Linked DNA regions of Homo sapiens: region 2 is linked to region 1. A link is a loop called in an ENCODE intact Hi-C map of the cell type or tissue named here. Cell type or tissue: endothelial cell of umbilical vein. All regions are shown on one strand. Links, peaks and the distances in the headings refer to the core of each region. The heading gives the core; the rest is flanking DNA.

Region 1 (5,377 bases), core at 315-5,314:
AAGCTGTGAAAAAAAGCCAACCACAAAAGACCACATTATATGATTCCATTTATATGAAATGTCCAGAATAGGCAAATGCGTAGACACAAAAATAGATTAGTGGTTGCCTAGGTCAGGGAGCAGGGGTTGAAAGGAAATGGGACGTGACTGCTGTAAGGGGTATGGGGTTTCTTTAGGGGGTGATGAAAATGTTCAAAAAATTGGTGATGGTGCCAGGTGCGGTGGGTCATGCCTGTAATCCCAGCACTTTGGGAGGCTGAGGTGGGTGGATCACCTGAGGTCAGGAGTTCGAGACCAGCCTGGCCAATATGGTGAAGCCCTGTCTCTACTAAAAAATACAAAAATTAGCTGGATGTGGTGGCAGGTGCCTGTAATCCCAGCTACTGGGGAAGCTGAGGCAGGAGAATTGCTTGAATCCAGGAGGCAGAGGTTGCAGTGAGCTGAGATTGCGTGACTGTACTCTAACCTGGGTGACACAGCGAGACTCCGTCACAAAAACAACAACAACAACAACAAAATTGGTGATGGTGATGTTGCACAACTCTGTGAATATATTAAAAACCACCGAGATTTATACTTTAAATAAGTAACTGGTTGGTATGTAATTATGTAAGTAGACCTGTGGATGAGTGTGAGGGGGCAAGGTGCTCTGCATGCAGCCACTGGGTGTGGGGAGGCTACAGCTACACTTCAGGAAATCCCTGTGGTGTTCCCACCACATCCACTCCTAGAAGAAGGAGTGTCCCCTGCAGGAGTCACAAAAGCTGGGCTGAAAGGCATCCCCTGAGTGCCTGAAGGGTCTGAGCTGAAAGGGATGCCCTGGGGTCTGAAGGGGTCTAGATATCCTTGCTGTGGGATTAAGGAGACCCCAGGATGGGGCTTGTGGCCCTACCAACACGTCCTATCTATTTGTTCATTCAGCAGACATTTATAACTGCCACATTCATCTCCATTTGTGCAGAATCAGATGACTGTGACAAAGTTCTTGCCCTCAAGTAATCTGTGGTTCAGCTTGTCATGGGAAGAGGGGTCTTGTCCCAGACCCCAAGAGACAGTTCTTGGATCTCGTGCAGAAAAAACTTCAGGGCAAGTTGTAGAGTATAGTGAAGTCAAAGTAGTTTACTAGACGCCACTCAATTACAGAGTAGAGACTCTTCAGAAAGCAAGAGGAGGAACGCACCCATTGCAAATACAATGCTTGCTTATATAGGTTATTAAAAATAGTGTACTTTATTACAAAAGCTTGCGATCAGCTTGTGACAAGCTATTAATATTGTTACTTTCCTATGTGATTATTGATTTTAGCAAGAACTTATGAGTGTACCATTATTTTAAAAGCAGAACCTATTCTTAAACTAAGAATACTTTTTCTTCTTGAAGAACTGGGACATTTCCGTAAGTTCTGGGTCTTTATTTAGTTAGTTAATATTATTAACTCGGGCCGGGTGTGGTGGCTCACGCCTGTAATCCCAGCACTTTGGGAGGCTGAGGTGGGCGGATCACGAGGTCAGGAGATCGAGACCATCCTGGCTAACATGGTGAAACCCCATCTCTACTAAAAATACAAAATATTAGCCAGGCGTGGTGGCACACGCCTGTAGTCCCAGCTACTCGGGAGGCTGAGGCAGGGGAATCTCTTGAACCCGGGAGGCAGAGGTTGCGGTGAGCCGAGATCGCAGCATTGCACTCCAGCCTGGCAACAAAGTGAGACTCTGTCTCAAAAAAAAAAAAAAATTATTAACTCATTCCCTCAACCATAAACATCATGTGACCAAGACTGCCCAACCCCCTGGGAATGTAATCCAGCAGATTTGGCTTTCTCTCGGCCTTTATTCAAGATGGAGTCACTCTGGTTAGGATGCCTCTGACAAGCTGAGGGGATGAACAAGTACCAAAATTGGCTGCTCAGGAAGGTAAACGTTCTGATAGTTGCCCACCTTATGGAAGAGGATCAGAGGGCAAAGGTGATATTTAAATTGCATCTTGACAGATGAGTGTAAGTTTTCAGGTTGGGAGTGGCTCATTTACCCCTTTGGTGCCTTTATTCAATATATGTTTAAGTTAGAGATAAGTGGTATGTTAGGGTTGGGAAGGAAAAAGATGTAGCAAGAAATGAGCCAGAATTGGGGTAATTATCTTAATCTTCCCACCCCAGACATTTAGAAATGGGTGCCATCTTATCCACTGAGCATCTGCTATGCTGTTAATCTTACGCTATGTGAAATACAGCTATTAACAGGATAGACTCTTTCTGCCTGTGCAGAAAAACAGACTGTGACGTTTACATAACCATAACATGGACAGAGAATCAGAATGTATTTCACAAGCGGCAATGATGGAAATCTAAATATCTTCTGGGAGGTTCATTTATTTATTTGGCAAATATTTGTTGATCACCTACTGTGATCAGCTAACTAGTAGGTGATCACGACTGTGTGCTAGGGAACTGTGGAAAGAAGACAGATGAGCCCCTGCCTCTTTATACTCAAATAGAGAAAATAAACATTAATCAAAATGGTTATGAATATGTAATTACAAACAGGTTCGAAATTATGAAGGAGAAGTACTCAGTGGTATAGAGCATATACTAGGGAGTGTGACCTTTTGGGGATTAGGAAGGGTGTTTCTGAGGAAGGGACATCTGATGTGAGCATGAGGAAATTGCATCACAAGCAGAAGAAAGAGCGTTGGCCGGCGCAGTGGCTCATGCCTGTAATCTCAGCAGTTTGGGAGGCCGAGGCGGGCGGATGGCTTGAGCCCAGGAGTTTGAGACCATCCTGGGCAACATGGTGAAACCCGGTCTCTACAAAAAAATACAAAAATTAGATGGGTGTGGTAGCACGTGCCTGTAGTCCCAGCTACTCGGGAGGTTGAGATGGGAGGATCTCTTGGAGGTCTAGGCTGCAGTGAGTGGTGATCGCCACGGCACTCCATACAGCCTAGGTGACAGAACAAGACCCTGTCCTCCCATCCCCCCAAAAAGAAAAGAAAGAGCACGGACCCTGGCTGTTAGTGGAGGGAGGAGTATCTCTAGGGCTGGAGGGGAGAGAACAGGGTGGGAGTATTGGGGATGAGACTGGAGGTATGCAGGGACCAGACTCCAGGGTCTGCCAAATCTTGGTGAATATATAGTCCTTAGTCTAAGAAAAATCAGCAAAGCATCATATCAACTCACCATTCATGAGGTGACTCTTAACTAGGGGCTGTACCGCCCCCTAGGGGTTATTTTGGAATTTTATGGAACCTTTTGTTTTTTTTTTTTTTTGGTTGTCACAGGGATTAGGGTTATATTACATATACATCTTATTCATTTCAGAATAGTAATGCAAACTGGAATTTTGACAGTGCAATTTTGACAGTGCAAAATACTTTATATCCTAAAAGGATGTTTTGTCTGAAATAAGATTGAAGGAGCCTTCCCAGACTGGGTGCTGGGGGGAGTACACTAAGGTTTCTTGGCAGGAGAGCGGGTCCTGGAGACCCTCTAAGAGGCCTGGGCAATTCCAGGCTTCACTTTGAGAATTCACAGGTTAGGTGCCAAGTGGAATTCAGCTGTGGGGGATGTCAGCCTCTGGTCTAGCTGTGAATAGACCTGTTAGCACAGAATAGCCCAGCATCATCCAGAAGGGCCCATCCCTTTATGTTCTGCTTTAGATGTGTATGGCGGAGGGCGAGGAGGGGGTCTAGTTTGGTTCCCAAGTGCAGTCTGCACACCCATGTCCTACTTCCTGGAAGTTGGAGAGTAAAAAGCAGCAAAGAACCTCACTGCCAAGATTCTTTGACCTCAGCCCATTCCTGACAAGAAACTACTGTCAGTGACCAAACAAATGCAAAAATAAAATATAATAAAATAAGTTATTGGCTTTATTCCTAACAAAAGTAATACTTGTTCATTGTGGAAACTTTGGGGAGCACAAGAAGAAAATAGACTCACCCACTCCCTCTTCCCCAAGATTAAAAAGTAAAACTAAAGTATTTTATAGTAGATACACATAATTTTGGTGGTGGTTTGTTTTTCTTTTTTAATTGAGACAGAGTCTCAGTTGCCCAGGTTGGAGTGCAGTGGTGCGGTTTCAGCTCACTGCAACCTCTGCCTCCCAGGACCAAGCGATTTTCCTGCCTTAGCCTCCCAAGTAGCTGGGATTACAGCCATGTGCCACCACACCCGGCTAATTTTTGTATTTTTAGTAGAGACGGGGTTTCTCCATGTTGGCCAGGCTGGTCTCAAACCCCTGACCTCAGGTGATCCACCTGCCTTGGCCTCGCAAAGTGCTAGGATTACAGGCGGGAGCCACCTTGCCCGGCTGGTGGTGTTTTTCTTTAAACAAAACTAGGATGATTCTATACATATTTTGTAAATGCTTTTCTTTTTTTTTCTTCTTCTTCTTTTTTTTTTTTTTTTGAGGTGGAGTCTCACTCTGTTGCCCAGGCTGGAGTGCAGTGGCGCGGGCTCACTGCAACCTCCACCTCCCGGGTTCAAGTGATTCCCCTGCCTTAGCCTCCCGAGTAGCTGGGACTACAGATATGTGCCACCATGCCCAGCTAATTATTGTATTTTTAGTAGAGACGGGGTTTCACCGTGTTAGCCAGGATGGTCTTAATCTCCTGACTTCGTGATCCACCTGCCTCGGCCTCCCAAAGTGCTGGGATTACAGGTGTGACCCACCATGCCTGGCTGTAAATGCTTTTCTTGCTGTTTGTTTAGTATGTGGTGCATTTTGTTCGTCTGCAGTTTGGTTTCTAACAGTGCTGTCATAGCCAGTCATGGAGGTACCCTGGTTGTGTGTACCATGGTACACTGTGGCTCTGGGAGCTTCCAGTTCTACCTGCATACAAAGGAGGCTGTGATGAACCTCCATGTAGAGAATCCTGGTGTACAAATCTGTAAATACTTCTTCAGGATAATTGGCACTGACCTTTTCCAGAGAGAGAAATGAAGTGTCTCTTGCCCTTCTTAGGTGGCTGGCATAAAACAATTCTCTAGACTTTTTAACATCTAGAAATTAATGAGTGCCCCTTTATCATCCAAGAGTTTCAAGGAGCCAAGTGTGATAGTAATAGTATTTAAGCTGTAATCATATTTTTGGTGTCTGATGATTTAGAAAAGGAACAGTGACAGACAGACTAGAAAATTCAAAAATGCTTTTAAATGCTCTTGTATTTAAGTGATGGCCACAGTATCTGCATATATTTGAAGAATGGAAGTTCCACTCTTGCGGAAGGCCTTACCTATTCAGGCTGCAGAGCTTAAGGCTTTTGTAATCACCGGCAAGAATTCCCATCCAGGACACCTCAAATAACCACTTACAGCCCGACTGGGAATCACTGGCCCGAGTGAGGCGATAGGGATGGAAATACCAGCCCAAAGTCCTCCAGG
Region 2 (5,377 bases), core at 93-5,092, 58 kb before region 1:
ACCATGTTGGTTGGGATGGTCTCGATCTCTTGACCTTGTGATCTGCCCGCCTCGGCCTCCTAAAGTGCTGGGATTACAGGTGTAAGCCACCGTGCCCGGCCTGGCCTTTTACAGTAAAAGCATGCCAACCTCTGCTCTTGAGGTTCCTCAGCACCCTTAGCCCAGTAGTTCTAATTACAGGCATGGGACACCTCCCATTCCTTTCTTTCACTGACTGAGTACCCTAGGGCCACTACTGTTAAGAAACCAACTCTGCTAAGCATTAAATCATGTTCTCTGGAAGAAAAAACATGAGACTGATATCACTGCTTTTACCTCTATCTTTGCCGATCACAAAACACCTTAAGACCCTGCAGCAACCTAGGTGGTGCTGTACCCATCTTGTGAAGGTACAAACCAAGGCTCAGGAAAATAGTTATGTCTGTGGTCACACAGCAAATTAGTGACAAACCCAGGTCTCCCAGGCTTTGCACCTAACACACTACCTATTGTATATAAGGCAAAATTGGATGGTACTTTGTATATTGGTCATCTAATTCTGTGTAACAAATTACCCCTAAATGTAATAGCCTAAAGCAGCAGAAGACATTTGTTATCACTCACGGTGTCTGTACATAAGGAATTCAGGATCAACGTGGCTGAGCAGTTCTGGCTCAGGTGTTTTCCTAAGGTTCCATCAGATGTCTGCCAGAGCTGCAGTCACTTAAAGTTTAACTGGGGCTGAAGAATCCACTTCCAAGGATTCAGCTTGGAGAATCAGCTTCACTCACGTGGCTGGCAAGTTGGTGCTGGCTATTGGTGGGAAACTTCATTTCTGTTCCATGTTGACCTCCCTGCAAGGCTGCTTGAGTGTCCTCACAATATGGATGCTATCTCCTTTTTATGACACAGCCTCCCAAGTCACATAGCATAATTTCTGCCACATTCTGTTCATCAAAAGCAAGTCAGTAAGTCCAGCTTACCTTCAAGAAGAGCATCAAAGAATTTGTGGGCATATCTTAAAGCCAGCCCAGTAGGTCAATTTCCATTCCATTGCCTGCTGGGAAAATCAGGGTCCTGTGGTGTTGTCACAGTGCCGGTCTTTAGTTGATCGTAGAACGTGAGACTAAAGTCCTAAGCAAGAATAAGGTAATTCACAAATTACTAGCAACATCTAGGCCTCAAGTTTTGTTCTGTTCTGGAATAGAGTACCCAAAGGAATCTTACACAGTTGGACTTCAGAAAAGGTCAGAGAGGACCGGAAGGAGATGCCCATCTTCATGCTGTGTTTGAAAACAGAAAGACGACCACATGGTTTGAAATCCTCCCAGGCAATCCAGACATGCTTCTGCTAAGGGCCAGCTCTCCATTCCCAATTAAAAACTATCTTTCTAGCCCAGAGGCCAAGTGCCTTGTTGGAGAAAGCAGCAAGGCCTGAAGCCCTTCGGTTGTGCTTGTTGATGCTCCACACAGTTCCCCTATAAAGTATTAAACATACTTCAGTAAGAACTCTGCAGGGGTAGGCCGGGCGCGGTGGCTCATGCCTGTAATCCCAGCACTTTGGGAGGCCGAGGCGGGCGGATCATGAGGTCAGGAGATCAAGACCATCCTGGCTAACACAGAGAAACCCCATCTCTACTAAAAATACAAAAAATTAGCCAGGTGATGTGGCTGGCGCCTGTAGTCCCAGCTACTCGGGAGGCTGAGGCAGGAGAATGGCGTGAACCCGGGAGGCAGAGCTTGCAGTCAGCCAAGATCGCACCACTGCACTCCAGCCTGGGCGACAGAGTGAGACTCCATCTCAAAAAATAAATAAATAAATAAAAAGAACTTTGCAGGGGTAGAAGGAGGAGGCTGTGAATTTGTGGATTAAATTTGCCCTTCCAAGTCTTTGTATTAATTCATCCTTATCTCAGCCAGCTGATTGCATTTCTTGTCAGATCTGTTTCCAGGCAACGTCTGGTACTAATGGGTGAGAGTCCAGTTTATTCTTCCATGCCCTGCCACCTCTGTGCAAGGCGTTGTAAGTGTAGGAACTCATCCAGACAGTAAACTCTGATCTCTCGCCATTCAACAGGGTCCGGTTGTATCACCTTAGTCTTCATAAGCAGTGTTTGGATACCCTCTAGTGGATAAGTGAAGATGGTCGCCATGCTTGCTAAACAGAAGGGCTCCGAACCTGGGATGAGAGTGGAGGTGACTGGCTTGAAGAGCCCCTGTGACTCTGGAAAGCAAATGTAGGGAGAGGTCAGCTTGAGGATAATGTAACTCCTTGATGCTCCAGGAAAGAGGTATACTCTTCCGTTGTATAATCTTCTCTGGCTTGATATATTTAATAACCTGATTTGGAAAACAGGTAACAAAAACATCAGTACACATATATGTGCATGTGTGTATATTTCCTAGTGCAGAGAGTGTGTGTGGTTGTAAACAGGAATTGGCAAACTTTTTCTATAAAGGGCCAGATAGTAAATATTTCAGGCTATGTAGCCAGGAGGCCACATATTCTGTTGTAGTGTGAAAACAGCCATAGATAATACATTCATGAATAAGCATGGCTGTGTTCATTGACTATACAAAACAGACAGTGAGCCGCATGTGGCCCTGGGCCAAAGTTTGCCAACCCCTGGTGAAAAAGAAAGAACTGAATTGTGTTTGTCTCTTGCACTAGATGGCGAATTCCTCCTGTGCAGGGACCCAAGCCTCATTCACCTTTGTACCCTGGGCACTCAGTATTGTGCCTACCATGTGGCAGGTGCCCATAGCCTATTTACTGACTCAATATGGCTCCTGTGTCAAACTCTGTAATATATCACCTTTCTTGCAAGATTTCTTGGAATTCATTGAATTAAGAGCAGCATGCTCTCTAACTTAGATGTTTAAGCCATCAGAGCAAATAGGATTAGTTGCCATCCTGTTTTCCATGTACTTGTCCTTCACCAAGATGCCATGTGAAAGACCAGCACTTCAAAAGGCCTTGTCGTGATCAGCCCTGTTCAGCCTGAAGATGGCACTACCTAGTGGCCCAACAGTGGTGGGCAGCTGCCGGGCATCTTGTTTTGCAGACGTGACAGTGGATTTGCATAGAGGCTTCTGTTGCCTTTACTAGAATCTCCATATGCCCAGAACCTTGCACGTGAGAAGGGACTGGCTGGTGGCATTCCAGGTAATGTCCTATCCCTAAGAACACGGCAGGAGCCAGCTTCTCTGTCTCAAACACCAGCCTATTCCTCTAAGGCAGGCTTATGGTCTGCCAAACTGCTCTTTTTTTTAAGGTATTAATCACAATAGCAACTATCCTTTGTAGAGTATATTGTCTTATGTGGATTTTAGAAAATATGTATTATCTCTATTTATTGATGAAGAAACTGAGGCACAGAAGAGTTAAATTACTTACGGCATGATGTTGATGTGTAGTACAGTTTAAAAACTTGAGGCCAGGTGTGGTGGCTCACACCTGTAATCCCAGCACTTTGGGAGGCCGAGGCAGGTGGATCACCTGAGGTCAGGAGTTCAAGACCAGCCTGGCCAACATGGCGAAACCCCCTCTCTAATAAAAATTTAAAAATCAGCCAGGTGTGGTGTCATGTGCTTTTGATCCCAGCTACTCTGGAGGCTGAAGCAGAAGAATCACTTGAACCCAGGGGTCGGAGGTTGCAGTGAGCCAAGGTTGCCGCTGCACTCTAGCCTGGGCGACAGAGCAAGACTCTGTCTCAAAAAAAATAAATAAACTTGGACTAAGTTTTTTAACTCACTGTGCCTTGGTTTTCCTATCTATAAAATCATCATGATAAAACCTATTTTAAGGCTGGGCATGGTGGCTCACGCCTGTAATCCCAGCACTTTGGGAGGCTGAGGTGGGCGGATCACCTGAGGTCAGGAGTTTGAGACCAGCCTGGCCAACATGGGGAAACCCCGTCTCTACTAAAAACATAAAAATTAGCTGGGCGTGGTGGCATGCGCTTGTAATCCCAGCTACTCAGGAGGCTGAGGCAGGAGAATCGCTTGAACCCAGGAGGCGGAGGTTGCAGTGAGCCAAGATCGCACCACTGCAGTCCAGCGTAGGCAACAGAATGAGACTCCATCTCAAAAAAACCCAAAAAACAAAAACCTATTTTAGGGGGCTAGCTGTGTGGGTCAAATGAGGTAAGGTACAAGAAGTGTTTCCTTATTCCATAGTAGATATTATACTGTTACCAGGGGCTTGGGTACATAGGTCCTCGATAAATATTGGTTGAATAGATGAAAGCAATTTGCCTAGTCACACAGGTGGTAAGAATTCAAAGCCCAGCTCTTCCTACCAGGCCAGATGGCCTTGATTATACCATTTAACCAAACAGGAACAGGGGCATGCTAACCATGGTATTGAGGTGGACCGTGTGGCATTCAGGTGTCCACACAGGGCAGGGAAGACAGAGCTTCAGGGTTACACATTCACAGTTCACTTAGCCTGACATCGTGTTGGCATTATTACTCATGAGAGAGCTCTCAAGCTCAGTCCATACATGCAGGGAGCTGGAAGTAGACTTCTTGGCTCCACACAAGTGTAAAAAGCTTCAGTTACAGAGAAAAGTAGGTTTTTTACCTGAGAAAGAGGAGAGCTGTTTCTCCTAAGAGCCATTGTAAACCCTGGCAATAATATTAGCATAGTAGTAATAATTGACACAGCACCTCGCAAGCACTCTTGTGCATACATTGATTAACTCATTTTGTCCTCCCACACCCTAGGAGGGAAGCCTCTGTATCCCCATTTTACAGTTGAGGAAACTGAAGCTCAGGTTAGTAACTTGCCCAAGGGCTAATGGAATTCAGGTAGACTGACTCCACAGTAAGGATTTTCCCCACTAAGCAAACTCTGCCTCTCAGTCTGCTATTACCATGTGCGGTAGTGTCACCTCAGCGAGAGAGGAAGGAGAAGGAAGGAACAGGGAATCAAACAATGAAGACTATGGGATAAATAAAAGTAGCACCAGATTGGAAGATGCCGCTGAACGCTAGTTCTGCTTTGACCCCTGACTAGCTCCATGACCCTAGGCTGGTTGCTTCTGAATGTGTCCTGGACTTCTCTTCATTTGTAAGCATCTCTTCATCTGTGAAATGAGTTAATCAATCCAACACTAACATTCTCTGGCCTTCAAACCACTATGGGATAAGTCTTGCCTTTAAGAAAAGGTGCCATCCTTGGAGACTGCTGTCTGATGCCAGGCCTCCTTTGCAAGTGGATTTCCACCTGCAAAGTCTTCATGTGTCAAGTCAAGACCTGCAAAGACCCATGTCACCAGCTGGGGTGTCTGTCTCAGAGATTTGGCATTCCTCCCACCACCCAAATTTTGCCTGGCTAACTCTCATTCACCTATTTGTCTCTCACTTCCTCTGACCTTCCAGACTTGGTTGTGTC

The links. Hi-C counts contacts between places; a loop is a spot of excess contacts. Peaks named below come from ENCODE experiments on the same cell type or tissue, not always from the same donor. Only the 100,000 strongest peaks of a DNase experiment are listed, where the experiment ranks them.
Region 2: it touches region 1 in a loop (4-fold over the local background); 7 of 110 quality-filtered maps call a loop at or near these places.

Annotation. Positions count from the first base shown.
Region 1 is chr3:32,396,014-32,401,390 of GRCh38, forward strand. The region is part of intron 1 of CMTM7 (CKLF like MARVEL transmembrane domain containing 7); the gene reads left to right. Among named protein-coding and RNA genes, the nearest start is that of CMTM7, 6.8 kb to the left of the region's middle. RefSeq lists an enhancer at 4,968-5,377. In endothelial cell of umbilical vein, for the core only: a CTCF peak has its summit at 3,193 (motif pointing left); a DNase peak (open chromatin) is centred at 3,208; H3K27ac peaks cover 1,021 bases.
Region 2 is chr3:32,338,181-32,343,557 of GRCh38, forward strand. The region is part of intron 1 of CMTM8 (CKLF like MARVEL transmembrane domain containing 8); the gene reads left to right. Among named protein-coding and RNA genes, the nearest start is that of CMTM7, 51 kb to the right of the region's middle. In endothelial cell of umbilical vein, for the core only: a CTCF peak has its summit at 2,117 (motif pointing left); no DNase peak of the experiment used is centred there.